Regions from separate parts of the Homo sapiens genome. Here region 2 is linked to region 1. Evidence: chromatin loops called from intact Hi-C (ENCODE). Cell type or tissue: heart right ventricle. All regions are shown on one strand. Links, peaks and the distances in the headings refer to the core of each region. The heading gives the core; the rest is flanking DNA. Region 1 overlaps ISOC1 (isochorismatase domain containing 1). Region 2 overlaps LOC105379168 (a long non-coding RNA gene).

Region 1 (7,442 bases), core at 2,751-5,250:
TGTCTGGAAAGCTCCTGCTGTTCTTTCTCTGCTCAGGCACGTTCTTTGGTTGGGAAAGGGCAGGCATTGTGGGAATGGCTAAGAGCCAGATTGAAAACCATTGCATTTGCTAAGCTACACCTTTCCCTAACACAGGTTCCTGGCTAGATGATTTTAAAACCCAGTCAGTGTTGGCCACATTTCAATCTTGAAGCAAAGTGATAGTGTATGGGTGTCACTTTCCTAAAATGTATTTCTGTGATGTACACTTCCCACTCTGCCCCTGCTATGGCCACCTGAGTCTCAGCATCACTGAGGCTTGTTAGGCTCAGGTCAGTAGAGCACTAGGGAGTGCTGGGCATTGTAGACAGGCTTCTTGTAGCGTCACCAGATTCCTTCCTTAGACCTGGGAACAGATTTATCTTTCCTGTCTCACTAAGGAACTGGGGAGATTATCGAGAACTAACCTTTATTGGCACATTGGAGTATACAGTGTAAAGCACTCTCACAGACATTGAAAGCCTGTGATTTAGTCCTTGATTCAGACTGAATCATTGCAAGTCCATTGATTCAACAGTGAGCAGTAAGGAAGGCAGGGCTGAGCAGGGCAGGCAGCTGGTGATGGGGAGAGCTGGACATGAATGACTTGACATTCAGTGCTGTTTTCACACAACTGGACTGCAGCTTATCATATTTATTATCTGCCTTTCTGTCTGAAGCAAGCACACGATCTTTTCATATTTTTGAATGGTTTTGATATGATTAATCAGCTGACTATAAAGCAAGGAGGAGGAAATTAGGGCTTCCAGAAGTCTTAAAAAAATACTCAGAGATAACTCACCCCTGGTGTGTGTCTGAGCTTATGGCCTTACTCCAGGCCCCCAACCCCCCCATAAATAGCTGCTGTTTTTGTTTTGTTTTATTTTGTTTTTTTTAAAAAATTGCTGCAAAGTTCTGGTTAGCTGCTCTGCACCCTTTTCTGTACTGGTCATTAAGGTCCAAGCTTGCTTTCTGACAAGTAGGTTATGGCTTATACTCCCTTATACTTCATTACGGATAAAAATAAAGAGTCTGCCAGTGGAAAGGTTCAGTCTGCTGATGTACAGCCATTGAAGGAAGACTGACTTACACTCTGCAAGGATATTTTGGCTATGCAAGGGCTTCCTGGGTTTTTGCCTCTGACTTACCTAGGAATTGTTTCCAACCACTTCCTCTTTCATGCTTTTTACATATATGCTTTTTGTGATAACAGTTTGTGTCTTTTTTTTCCCTGGGATTTCTGATAACACATAAATCCAGAGAATGAATCTGTGCTATAGAATTCTTCTATTTTCCTCCTTTCCTCTCTCTACCCTTTACCCCCGACTTTCTGTTCTTTGCTCTCTTCCTTCCCTTCTTTCCCCTTTGCCTTCTCCTTTCTGTCTCTCTTTTCCTCCTTGAGCTTTCTGTCCTTAGTATTATGATTCCACTGGGGCAGTTTGGCAAGGATATTCTTTGACCTGTCAGTGAAACTTTACACAACCTTGAATTTTACACTCTTGTTTAGTGGTATTAAAATGTTCATGATGGCAGCAGTAGTGGTGGTTCTCTTATCATCCAGGGAGTCTCCTGACACAGAGAGAGCTCTTTTAGCACCAGTCATTTCTAGACAAGGGAACTGTTAATTATAGGAAGGACTCATATGCTATAGGTCAGATGTTTGGGTGCAGTAAAAAGAAATTAAGAACCATCATTTTAATTCTTATAGTAGTTTTAATCCAATTAAACAATTTATATGAAATTTGATAGTAAATTACTAATGTAATGTTCTAGCAGCTACAATTATATCTGTAGTACAGCTAATGGAGCTTTAAAATATTACGCTCCCCTCGATTTTTAAAACATGAAGAGCTACAAAATGCCAGGGGTGCCAGGCATAAGTATTAATATGCATCACGATCTCATGTATTATCAGTTAAACTACAGAGGGGGAAAAGTGGACAGAGGCACCTTTTAAAAAATCTCAGTAGTAGAAATAGAAATAAAAGTTTAATAAATTTAGAAGTCACAAGCAGCCCTCATTTGAGTCAATGAATGAGTAAGACATGAAGCACAAACCTGCCAGGAGTGTTCAGGAAATAGCAGCAACTAAATGTCCAGATGTTCAGTGATGGGCACGTAGTAACAACCATTCCTTTTCTCTCTCTCATCTCATGTTTTACAGTCATTTGCCTTGATGACTTTCCTGTTCTGGGCACATATATGTCATAACTTTGGCTACCTGTTCCCTTTTACTCGTTCTACTCCATTTTACTAATATTAAGAATAATCATATTGACTTTGTGGTATGCCTGGTCTTGAAATCCATCCCCATCACTGAACTTGATGGTATGGCTGGGAACCACGGTTTCAGTAGAGGACACTAATTATTGCATCCCAGCATAGTGTTACTCTTCTGAAATAGTGTTCATTCTCATGCTTATTTCTTGATTTGCCTTTATCTTTTTGTTCAAGCGTCTCGCTCGAACCGGGATCATAGTGACCACGAGTGAGGCTGTTCTGCTTCAGCTGGTAGCTGATAAGGACCATCCAAAATTCAAGGAAATTCAGAATCTAATTAAGGCGAGTGCTCCAGAGTCGGGTCTGCTTTCCAAAGTATAGGACATTTGAAGAACTGGTATGCTACTCACTGGTGAAGGACAGTCAGGTGAAGGACTGTAAGCCCACACAAGCTCTTCTTATCTCTACTAGAATTAAAATGTTAAGTCAAAAACGGCTCCTTTTTTGCGCCTCCTAGTGAAACTTAACCAGCTAGACCATTTGAGTACCAGCATTTAGTTACAAACGTCAAAGGCTTCCGGTGCTGCTTACCTTCCTTTTTTGTTAATGTGCTTTTATTTATTAAAAAAAATTACAATGAAGATGCCTGTTTTGTCTCTACTGTGTACTCTGATCGTATCTTTCCAAAGTGCAGACTCTTGTGAAGTTTTCTTAAATTGTTCACTTTAAAGAAAATGACGTACCAACAATGATTTGGCTTTTATATTACTGTAAGATGTTATAATGTTAATGTGGATGTAGTGCTTTTACTTTACAGATTGATTGGAATAAGATTATTGCATATGAATTTACCCACAGGACTCTGAATCATGTTACCCACTCCCCTCACAATGTTGTCCACTTAGTGAGTTGCATTGATCTATCCGTACCAAATGATGTTGAATAATTACATATCTTTCTTGACTATACTGATTTCTTATTTTGGTCACTATTACTAAATCTCTGTTAATATTCTCTCTTTTAACTGAAAAGGGATGGGATAGAAGGGTTTGCAATGCCATATTATTGGTGGAGGGCTGTTTTAACATCTTTGAAGTATGGCTTGCTGAATATCTTTACCAACATCTTGAATATATATTCTAGTGTCCACAAGATTTAGCAAAAAGATAAAGCTTGGGTGGAATATCATTTTAAAATGTTCATGTTCTGTTCTATATTTTCTTCACCTACTCTCCAAATATTGTAATGCAAAAAGTCTCAGTAATGATTTGGTAGTATTAATTTTGTGGTCATTGTTTCTCTTCGATAAATTTATTTTCATTAAATACTTGTTAGAGGGTTTTGAAATGTTTTTCAAATATGTGAAATGTGAAACTGCTGTCTTTTATATTAAAGTAATTAAAGAAAATGTATTGTGATTGAAATTATTTTGTCCTCCACAAGATGGCTCTATGAGTATTCTTCCAGGGATTCTAATATTTATTTAAGGTAATAAAATCTTGACATTTATAATCTTTCAACTCATGGGAGTTTTCAAAGAAGGAAAATCCTTTGTACGTAGGGGCAGATGGATTTTACTAAAGGGTGAAAGGCCTTCTTCATTAAGAGCAGATTTTTTTTATTTTTCCTATTGGCAGTGGTAACAAATAGCAACCTGGTGTGTTTAAATACTTTTTTCCAACCATTTGTGTGTCAAAAAAGAAGAATCAAAGATTTCTGCACCTTTAAAAAGTTTTTATTAAATTTAACCTAGTGCTTCTCAAACTTTAATATGAATGCAAATTATTTGAGGATCTTGTTAAAATGCTGATGCTGACTCAGTAGGTCTGTTGTGCAGCCTGAGGTGACATTTTGCATTTCCAAGGTGACATTTCGCATTTCCAAAAATTGGGCATTTTCCACCAGTGCTGTTCAGAAAGGACCATATTTGAAATAGCGAGAATTTAACTCCAGACAACTGTTTTCCTCCACTGCACCCAAACCTTTCAGGGCTCAGTGAAATACCAGTACAGTGAAGCCTTTTCACAGGTGAAACTAATTCTGTGACGTCAGCTTCGTTTCCCCTGCCTTCCATAACAAACTATTATACCACAAACAGTGTCGTAAAACAACGGCACAAGTGTATTCTCGCAGTTCTGTAGGTTAGAATTCTGAAATGAGTCTTAGTGGGCTAAGATCAAGGTATCAGCAGGGCCGTGTTCTTTTCCGGAGGCTGTACGGAAGAAACTGTTTCCTTGCTGCTCTGTGCTTCTAGCATTCACCCATGTTTTTTTTTTGTTTTTTTTTTTTTTGGTTTTTTTTTTGGCTTTTTTGACCCCATTTCTACCTCTTCTAAGCCAATGAAGGTGTATCTGTTTTTTCTTATGTCACATCTGTCTGACTCACTCTTCTGTCTTTCTCATTCTGACTTAAGAGCTCATGTGCTTTAAGGTCATCTGATCAGAACCTTATTCCATCTGCAACCTAAGTTTTCTTTTGCTGTGTAACAACATATTCACAGGTTCCAGGGTTTACAACATTAACATCTCTGGTGGCCACTCTGTATAACACAGACACCGCCATGTGATTTAGTATTTTATTTCATTTTGTCATTTGTCATATTTCCATCTTTCCTGCTATATTATAAGCTCTCTGGAAGCAGAGACCGTGAATTATATATAGTCATTCTGGAAACATTTTGAAAACCCACTAAGTTCTAAACATTGTGCTTTGTGCTTAGGATAAAAAGATGCCCCTAGGAAACTTATGCTATGGCACAAAATCAGATACAATTCTCAGTAAATGTGAATTGAATTAAATTATATCAGAGGTCCAGGAATGTCAATATAATACTAAAGTTCAGAATAACTGTGAATTCTGCCTTCTCTCTTTTTTTGTACATCATGCCAAGCAGGTCACTGACAAGGCTTTATTATTACAAGAAAACCAAATTGATTATAATACATTATGCCTTAAAATTGGAAGCATCTGTAACTTTGTAGGATAATGAAATTCTTTCAACTGATGTAAATAGAGAACTTGACTACATAAGCAAAAGAGTAGTCATTGTGTTGAATTGCAAGGGTATGGGAGCAGGAGCAAGAGGATTCACTTATTGAAATGCTAAAACATCTGTAGAAACTTATTCTAAAATTAAAAGTGATAACTTATTCCAATCAGGAAACAAAATATCCTGTTACATCCGTTAAAGTAATACATTTCTCAACGTGGAATATATTCCCTCTCTAAAAGTTGATGTTTGTGTAAATATGACTTTAGAACTGGGTGGAACTATAAAGATCATGATCTCAAAGGTCCATTTCAGCTCCCAAATTCTAAAATGGTTTTATTTTACAGACACAGTTAGTGAGGCCCAGAAATAAATGACTTTTCCAAAGTTGCACAGCAGGATGAGAACTGAGGTTACTTAATTCCCTGTCCTGTTCTTTCTTACATTAAGTGATAATGCTAAGGATTATCAAAGAGAGAGGAACAATAAATATATACAAAAGAGTATGCATTTTATAATTTCTGTAACAATAATTTTGATTGGCAAAGCTAATGGGATATACTCTTGCTACTAATTAATAACTTTCCCTGGCTGTAACCTTAAATCTAGTCTTATTTCTTCCTTGATGATTTTCTCTAAAGCACATTTCCTAACTAATTTGGGGAAATGGCTAAAATATATGAAAATTAGTCATTTTCATTATTAATTTTGAATTAATTTTCCCACATCATTAAATTGATTAGTGCTTCCTTAGTCCTCTATAGAGCATTCTTTCACCATGTAAACTTTGATTTAAAATATTTTAAAAATCATTAAGCTACCATAATGAGATTTATCAATTACCTAGATATGATTGAACTGAGTTTTTTAAATATGTGGAGTTGGCTTTCAGAATTTTTATGTCATATTGCTTTCCTTTAAGTTGTTCCTAAGTTTTACTTACTGTACCTTAACAGTAGACCATCTTATCAAGAAACCTTATTTCTGGAAGACAGGCTCCTTGATATACGGTAAGAGAGTAGTTCTTAAATGTTCATGCACACACACACACACACACACACACACACACACACACCTGTGAGATGATGGATATGTTAATTAGCTTTGCTGTGGCAATTATTTTACAGTATATATCATATATCAAAACAGCACACACCCTAAATATTTGCAGTGTTTGTCAATTATTTCTCAGTAATGCTGGAAAAAAATTCAGCATTGCATTTATATACTTAAAGATTTTTGACCTGCAGTATGTAAACCTATTAATTCCTATTGGAGAGATTATAATCTTGATTTGCTTGCTATAGGAAACAATTCTGAAATGGACCCCAAGAGTCCCACTTCTCTGGTATACACACACCTCCTCCCGATTATGCAATCAAATGCTAATCTAGGTACCTAGGTAACAGGTGTGGAGAGTTTTTGCTGAGGTAATTAAGGTCTCAAAGCAGTTTACCTTAAAATAGGGAGACTAGCTTGGTAGTCCTAAGCTAATCAGCTGAGCCTTTAAAAGGGACTGGGCTCTAGCTGGCGAAAGAGATTCTAAGAGTGAGAGGTCTCCGGCAGGAGAGAGATTCTCCCTTGCTGACTTTGAAGATGTAAGAGACCACATGGTAAAGATGTGAGGATCCTATCATTTGGAAGCAGGCCTTTGCCAGCAAGGAAGCAGGGACCTAAGTCGTACAACCACCATCACTTAATTCAGCAAACAATGTGAAGGAGCTTGAAAAAGAGATTCTTCCCCAGAGCCACCAGATAGAAGTGAGGTCTGGCTGACATCTTGATTTCCGCCTGTAAGACTCTGAGCAGAGAATCGCCATGCTGTGCCTGTACTTCCGACCTACAGAACCATGAGGTAATCAATTTGTGTTTTAAGCTAATAAATTTGTGGTAATTTGCTATGCAGCAATAAAAAATGAATACTTTTGTATTTGGCTTTTTAAAAAAATGGCAATCATTTTTATTTGGAGAGAGCTGTCTTACTAAACACGCAGGACTTCAGGTGGATATTATCAGGCTCACTTAGTGTTTGTAATAAAATGAACTTTTTTCCCCAATTAAATAAAAGCATTGTTTTTGAAATTAGTCCTTGCCAGAATACTGGGTTTACTCATTGATTTTTAAAATTTTAATAGCATAACAGGCAAGGGTGTTTTAAGAAAACAAGAGTGTGGAACTGTATTGTGAAAAGCAAGAGTTTCCTATTCCTTCCCTT
Region 2 (7,442 bases), core at 2,257-4,756, 210 kb before region 1:
CAAACAAGCACAAAAACAAAGGAATGGTATTCACAGGGATGGTTACCATCCAGTCCTCATTCAAGAGTATGTGCAGGCATGCTTATGATCGTAGGAACACTGAAAATTAAAACAACTTAAGATGAATACATAAATATCACGGCCATATGACATTTTATATCCTTCATTGTTAATCTTCCAAAGCATTCAGCTGTGGTAATATTATTTAATAATCGACCACATAATTTTAGGACTAGTTAATGTTTTTATTTAAGAACCTTCTATTTATTCTTAAAATTAAAGTCTTCTATAACTTTAGAGGGATAAAGATATAATTTGTAAAATGTGGCATTAATAAAGTTGGACTTACAGAGCTGAAAGAACAAATGTATTGTGTTAAGAGATAAAGCCACTTGTCTGCCAGACACATGAAATCCTATAGAGACTTCTCACACAAGTCAGGCACACACACACAAGCATGCAAATGCACATACACACACAGAACATTGTAGGTGTTCTCATTGTGACTTTGGCTTATGATTATCCCTATATGCAAAAAAAAAAAAAGGCCGGCCTCAAAAAGAAAAAATGGAAAAAGCCAACGTTATCTGCTCTAAGAAAGAACTGGTCTGACTCTATGCAGCTAGATAGTAGCCCTACAGAAAGAAATCTCTAAAAAAGCATTAGCTTTAAATCTTTAAGGAATTATGAGATTTTTGTCCCTCCAAGAAATGCATCAAAAATTGGAAAACAGTGTAGAATAGGACCAGAAGGTAAAAGAAGAGAGACACTACTAAATGGATTCTATCTCAGGAAAGTTAAGGTTGAAAGCCAGAATCTCAAATGGCAAAAGGTAACCCGGCAATTCATTCTAGAGTTTCCAATAATAATAAAACCATCTTAGGCCCCTCCTAAAAAAATTGTCAAGGGTCATCTATGCCGATTAACTTGGAAGAATACTAAGTGAAGGTGTTACAATGTGGTTCTCACTTCACATTTTCAGTGTATTTATCTTTTACTTGACTCAAAGCAGATTACAGCAGAAATATCACTTGACAGAGATTGCAAAAATAGCCCATTTTTTTCTTTCTCTTTCTTTCTGAGGGTTGAAATATTTCTAGCTAGTGCCGCAAAATTGTTCCCACTACTCTGCTTGGCATGAGGAAAGAGATAGACATGGGATAAATTATGGGCTTATCAGTAACCAAAAATGGAGTTGGTATTACAAATTCATCTAACTTATTTTGCATATTTGGTATTCCTGGTTGGTAGTTATTGTTGTAATTATTATTTAGATGTGTAGTTTTTTGTTTTATTTTAAAATTATCTTCATTGTTATAAAAACAATCAATTTTATTTTTAGAAAAAAGATGGGTAAAAAATGATAAAAGTAATTCACCATCTAGAGATAATTCTGTATATATTTTTTCTGTTTTCTAGTCTTTTGAAAATCTACATATGCATGTATAGGATCATATGTGTAGTGTATATAACTGTATGTAACTACACTGAAATAAATAGGGGAGGGTTAGAGTTCAACATCAAACACGCTTAACATTAGGCCATGTGGGGTTCAAAAGAACTTGTACATCAAGTAGATCTGAGTGGAGATGGCCAGACACTGAGAGGTGTCTTCGATTGAGTTGCAAGAAAAACAATGCAGAAGTAGAAGTATGTGTGAAGGAGTTTAACTGGAGGTAGGTGGGGCTGCTGCTCCTCTCCTTTCACCTATACAGAGTTGGGGAAGCAGGATTGGGTAGACAGGGAAGCAGAACTGAGAGGTGTTTGCAACAGAGATCACAGTCGATCCAGCGGGGAGGTTGGAGCTGAATAGTCCATCAGGGGACCAGGCTTCAAAAAGAAGGAATTTGTTTTTTATTTTGGAGGGAATGTCTTGACGTGCCCCATCTATTAGGCTTCTAAAATCTTAACTTAGATGTATTGCATCCTCAAAATTTTGTAAGATTTATTTCCTACCTAATAGAGTCCTCCCATTCATATGCTACTTTTTGAGATCGAATATTTTAAAAAAGAAACATATAGGGTGCAAGCTGTCTTTTAATAAAGGCCCCCAGAAGGAATCACTCAACACTTATGCTTCCTTTTCATGGGCTAGAACTTAGTCATATAGCCATGTCTAGAAGGCTGGGAAATGCACTCTTCATTCTGGGCACTGAGTGTGCAAGTGAATGTTGGGATTTCTGTTACTTCTAACAGACAAGGAGTGAAGAGTAGATATAGGAGGCCCGCTGGCCATCTCTGCCATAAACACTGAAATCTGTTTAAATTGAAACCAAGGTTAAACAACGGGTAGTTACCATTATAGAACCAAACGTAAATGTAATACCTTTTGACAATATAAAAATACTGTCTAGTAGATGACATAAGATTGGTCTGTAAGATGCACCATGTAGCAATCCATTGCAAAATAAAAATGATGAGGCCGTGTGTGGTAGCTTATGCCTGTAATCCCAGCACTTTGGGAGACCAAGGTGGGAGGATCACTTGAGGCCAGAAGTTCAAGACCAGCCTGGTCAACACAGAGAGACCTCATCTCCTGGACAACATAGAGAGACCTCATCACCACATACACACATATATTTTTTTTTAAATTTTTTTTGTTATACTTTAAGTTCTGGGATACATGTGCAGAATGTGCAGGTTTGTTACATAGGTATACATGTGCCATGGTGGTCTGCTGCGCCCATCAACCCATCATCTACATTAGGTATTTCTCCTAATGCTATCCCTCCCCTAGCCCCCCACTGCCCGACAGGCCCCAGTGACACACACAATATTTTAAAGTGGTGGATCTGGGGTCAGGTGTGAGCAGGAACACAGAGCGCTATATAGATGAGTAGACTTAACTTAAATGTCTTGCTTTGTATGTTGAACTAAGGGAAAATTATGTGAATCTGAAGGAATGACTCTGTAAGATGGTTCAAGTAAACAAGGAGTCTTGCACAATTTTGACCTCTTGATGGCTTCTCCCAGACTTTTGGTTTGCTGGCCAACTTTTCTTTCAGATGGAGGCAAAGGTTAAATCTGTGACTAGGTGTTACCATAAAGCAATCTCTCAAACATTTTTTCTCTTAAGACAAATGTGTCATAATGACATACCATAGGAGATGTTCTTTAACACTCCAGGAGACAAGGGAGTTACTTTCCAAGATAGATTAATTCGCTTTCTTGGGAAGCTTCCCCTCAGGAATCCTATTCTTCCAAGTACACTGCTCATAATTACCCAGGCAACCAGTCCATTCAAGTCATGTAGGGCTAAATAGTACAAAAGTGGACTGGGGAAGAGTGAAAACTATCATTGTGTATCTTGTATAACATATAGAAAGCAATTAAACAAGAATGAAAGACAAGATCTGCCTAAGTAGAGAAAGAGGTTGAGTTGGGTATTACACGATATTGAGATTAAGCTTAAAATTATGTATTGTGCATTGTGAAAAAAATTTATGTATTGTGAAGTAATTTTTAAACAGTCAAGCTGATAAAGTCTTTATTTTCATAATTTACACTTTTAAGTTGCTTTATACAATGTTAATTTAATTCAAAGGTATTTAATCTTAAAGATCAGTTATAAAGCATACTTTTCTCTCCCAGGACACAGATGTGGTCAACTAAGAACGTGGGTAGTAGTCATTAATACAGTCAAATAATAACACTTTTCTCCTGTACCACAAGATGGCAGCACATGCAAGGGTGCCTATTTACAGTAATCATTTGTGTATAGTTTTAATGTCTCTGGGTTTTGGATGATTTAAAGGGTAGCCTTCTACCTTCTAGAATATAAGTAGTTTATATTATTGCTTTTTTGTTGTTGCTTATTATTATTGCTTATTTTGTTGTTGTTCATCTTCTTAAGTTCAAGAGCAACACGTATTTTTCCCTCTATAATATCAGATCAAAATTTGTTCTTTTACAAATTAAGCTACCTGGTCGGGGGGGGAAAAAACCTATTTACTTTTAGGCCCATGAGAGGATATATCCTTCCTCACAAATGTTATTTGACCTCTCTTTCGATTTAGACTCACAAGAGAAATAATCTCAAATTGCTGTTCCCTCTATAAAGTTCTTCCCCTAGATTTCACATTGCTTTTTCAAGTTTCATAGGTATCTGCTCAATTCATTTCTATGAAGACCTCCATGATTGCCCTGTAAAAAAAAAAAAAAAGACATCATAACACCATTTGTACCTCTAGTATTCCTCTCCCTCCCTGATTCTAATTTATTATTGTCAACCAATCTACCATACCTTTACTTATTTATTTGTTTATTGTTCTCCCCTAGTAATATGTAAGCTTTGCAAGAGAAAGGATTTTGTCAGGCTTGTTCATGGTTGTATCCCCAACTTCCAGAATAGTGCCTGCACTTGGTGGGTATTCACTAAACATGTGTTGAAAGTATGTATTGCCATAAAGGTTGGAACAATTGAAATAATTGTAGCAAGATGGTAGGTGTATTTAAACAGAACAAGTGTCATAAATAAAAGAGCTCTAACCTAAGGATGGAGAGGTAGAAGTTCTCATTCCTGTTCTACGCGACTACTAAGGACCCTCATGCTGCCATTCAAACTTCGTGGTATTTGGGTTCTATTTAGTCAATATGGATAATAATATCACTTTTACTCATATCCTGACATAGATGTGAAGCTCTGGTTATGTAAATTAAGCAAATATGAATAATAAAATTATTTCTTTAATTTTTAATGATTTGAGATCACAGAGAATGAAGCTAGTTCTTTCCCTTCAATAGCGGCCATGATTTTCCAAACATTCCTAACCTCTAATAAAGAAAACTTCCCAAGGTACACAAGGCCTCTCTTTTCTCTCTCAATCAAATATCATAATTCTTGCTTGAGGTTCTGTAAGTTATCTCCTTGAATCTTATTGGTTTTTATTAGACATACTGGCAAATACAGAGCAAATGTACAACACAAAAAAATTTCACAGGCACAAACTCGTGACTGACATTTCTCCTGGTGAAGAACTTACATAAATGAAGTGGGAAAATATTTTAAGAAATTAATGCATATACTGTCTCCTACCTTATGATATAACTGCTTACTGATCTCAAACTTGGCAGCTCAAAGAAAGAGTGTCATCTGCTTGAGGAATAGTTTACAGTAGGAGAAAATCATGCCACTTTTTTCAGCTTTTAAGATCAAGGAAGATCATTGTCTATTAAATAAAAAAATAGTGGAGATATGACATGATTAGAAAAAACAGGTTTATATTTCTGTTCATAGACTAGACAAAATAATTCTGACCTGAAACAGAAGAGGGAGAATTGTCCAAAGGTAGAGGAAAGTGAAGTGCATCATGCCTTACAAGCTACCTTTTGATTTGGAGTGGAAATTCTGCCAGCCAAATCTCAAATAGAATATGTCACATTTAATTATATCACCCTTTTGTCTCATTCTAGCTTTTTTGCACTTGAAAGCACTCACAGATCATCTTTTTGCTATTAAATGTCTTGACTGACTTAGAATCAACTAGATCAAAGTGATTCAGAGGTTAAATATATTAATATCCATGTCATCTTGGACAACTCATTTATCATAGTCTCAATTTTCTAACGTGGAAATTAAATCGATTTATTCTTAGGCAAAATGTGTATATATCTGTGTAAGAAAATATGCTCATATACTAGATCGATCTCCAGCATTCTCTCTCTTCTTTTGTCATTCTATATCTGCTTCTTTATTCTTAATAACATGCTCTAGATGCCTCCTATCCAAAGCAATCTCCACATTACTCAGATGCCTCCAAACTATTTCCCCTTCTCATCATGAATTTATTCAGAAGAATAGTCTATACCTACTACCTTCATTGTCTCCCTTTCTTCATCCCTAATTTTCCATAATTCCTTTGTAAAATCTCACCAGCAATATCACAACTGCCAAATCTGAGGAACTGTTCTCAGTCCTCATCTTACTTGACCTTTTGTTGCAAATGAAATTGAATTTTAATTTTACCTTGCAGATCTCTGCTTGGGTCTATGACATGTCTTTGTCCTAGCTGTCAATAGGCCTCTCTGAGCACATTTTCTCCCATTCTTTTGCTTGCTTCTCTTTTTGCACTTGTTTCTCTTAAAAGTTGGTGTCTCCCAGGGTTCTAGCTTCCAGTCTTAACCCACTTCTTTTGTTCCATACACCCTCCCCACCCCAAACCCAGGATAATCTTGTGGTCTTCACCCATAATATATGTATTAGTGACTCCCAATTCATTCTCACAGTCCTGGCCATTCTTTCTGGTTCCCTGTAGATAGACCTCCTTTGCTGGTTACTCTTCTTTTCTCTGACTGTTCAATATTGGAGAACCACAGGGCTTAGTCATTGGACTTTCTTTCCAGTTATATTCCCTCCCTTGGTTATCTAATTAGTCTAATGGCTTTAAACCATGTGATGATTTCCAAATTCATATCTCCAGTCAAGACTTTCTCCCTCCACTCTAGACCTCAATGCCCCCTCAATATTGCTATTTGAAGGTCTCATAGGCTTCTCAAATTTAACATTGCTAAAACTGAACTCCTGGAAATTCTGTCTTTCTGATGATTCAGGTCAAAGACTTGGGGTTGCCTATGGCTGCTTCTTTCTCTAACATCTTAAGTTCTCTGTCTTCTTTTCTTTCTTTCTTTTTTTTTCTTTAAAGACAAGGTCTCACTCTGTCACCAAGGCTGGAGTACAAGGGTGTGATCACAGCTTGCTGCAAACTCAACCTCCCTGGGCTCAAGCATTCCTCCTACCTCAGCCTCCCAGGTTGCTGGGACTACAGGCACACACCACCACATCCAGCAAATTTTTGTATTTTTAGTATTTTTTGCCATGTTGCCCAGGCTAGTCTCCAATTCCTAGACTCAAGAGATCCACTCACTTTGGCCTCCCAAAGTGTTGGGATTACAGGTGTGAGCCACCATGCCTTGCCTGAACTTCTAATTTATCAGCATACACTGTCAGTTCCATTGTCTTAAAACATCCAAACTCCTACTGCTTTTCTCCATCTTCACTACTGTCAGCTGGGTCCAAGATACGCTCACTCCTTGAGTGTATTAGTGCAATAGCTTCCTAACTGGTGTCCCAATTTTGCCCTTGTCCCATTAGTCTGTTCAATACAACATCCTGGGTGACCTCATTAAAACTCAAGTATGATTGTATCATTCTTCTGCTCTTAAACACCAGTGGCTTTCCCTCTCACTCAAAATAAGGTAGAAGCCCCAAAAATGACCTCAATGCCCTACAACATAGGCATATGCTCCTTAGTTCATTGGTCTCATTTTATATTAATCCTCTCTCCCTTCTATTTGCCACCCCCAACACTGCCTCCCTGCAACCTGAACACTTTCCCCCCTTTTCTCTCAAACACTAGTTCCTCTTCTCTTTCATGTATTGAGCTTCTGGTTGTTCCTTAAACATATCAGTAAGGCCTCTCCATCAGGGTCATTGCACCTGCCTG

The links. A loop is a pair of places that touch in the nucleus more often than their neighbours do. Peaks named below come from ENCODE experiments on the same cell type or tissue, not always from the same donor. Only the 100,000 strongest peaks of a DNase experiment are listed, where the experiment ranks them.
Region 2: it touches region 1 in a loop (2.5-fold over the local background); 32 of 110 quality-filtered maps call a loop at or near these places.

Annotation. Positions count from the first base shown.
Region 1 is chr5:129,110,383-129,117,824 of GRCh38, forward strand. It overlaps ISOC1 (isochorismatase domain containing 1), which reads left to right. Exons shown (of 5, transcript NM_016048.2): 5 at 2,473-3,646. The coding sequence ends at 2,619. Among named protein-coding and RNA genes, the nearest start is that of MIR4633, 16 kb to the left of the region's middle. In heart right ventricle, for the core only: a CTCF peak has its summit at 3,701 (motif pointing right); no DNase peak of the experiment used is centred there.
Region 2 is chr5:128,902,039-128,909,480 of GRCh38, forward strand. The region is part of intron 6 of LOC105379168 (a long non-coding RNA gene); the gene reads left to right. Among named protein-coding and RNA genes, the nearest start is that of SLC27A6, 60 kb to the right of the region's middle. In heart right ventricle, for the core only: a CTCF peak has its summit at 3,677 (motif pointing right); no DNase peak of the experiment used is centred there.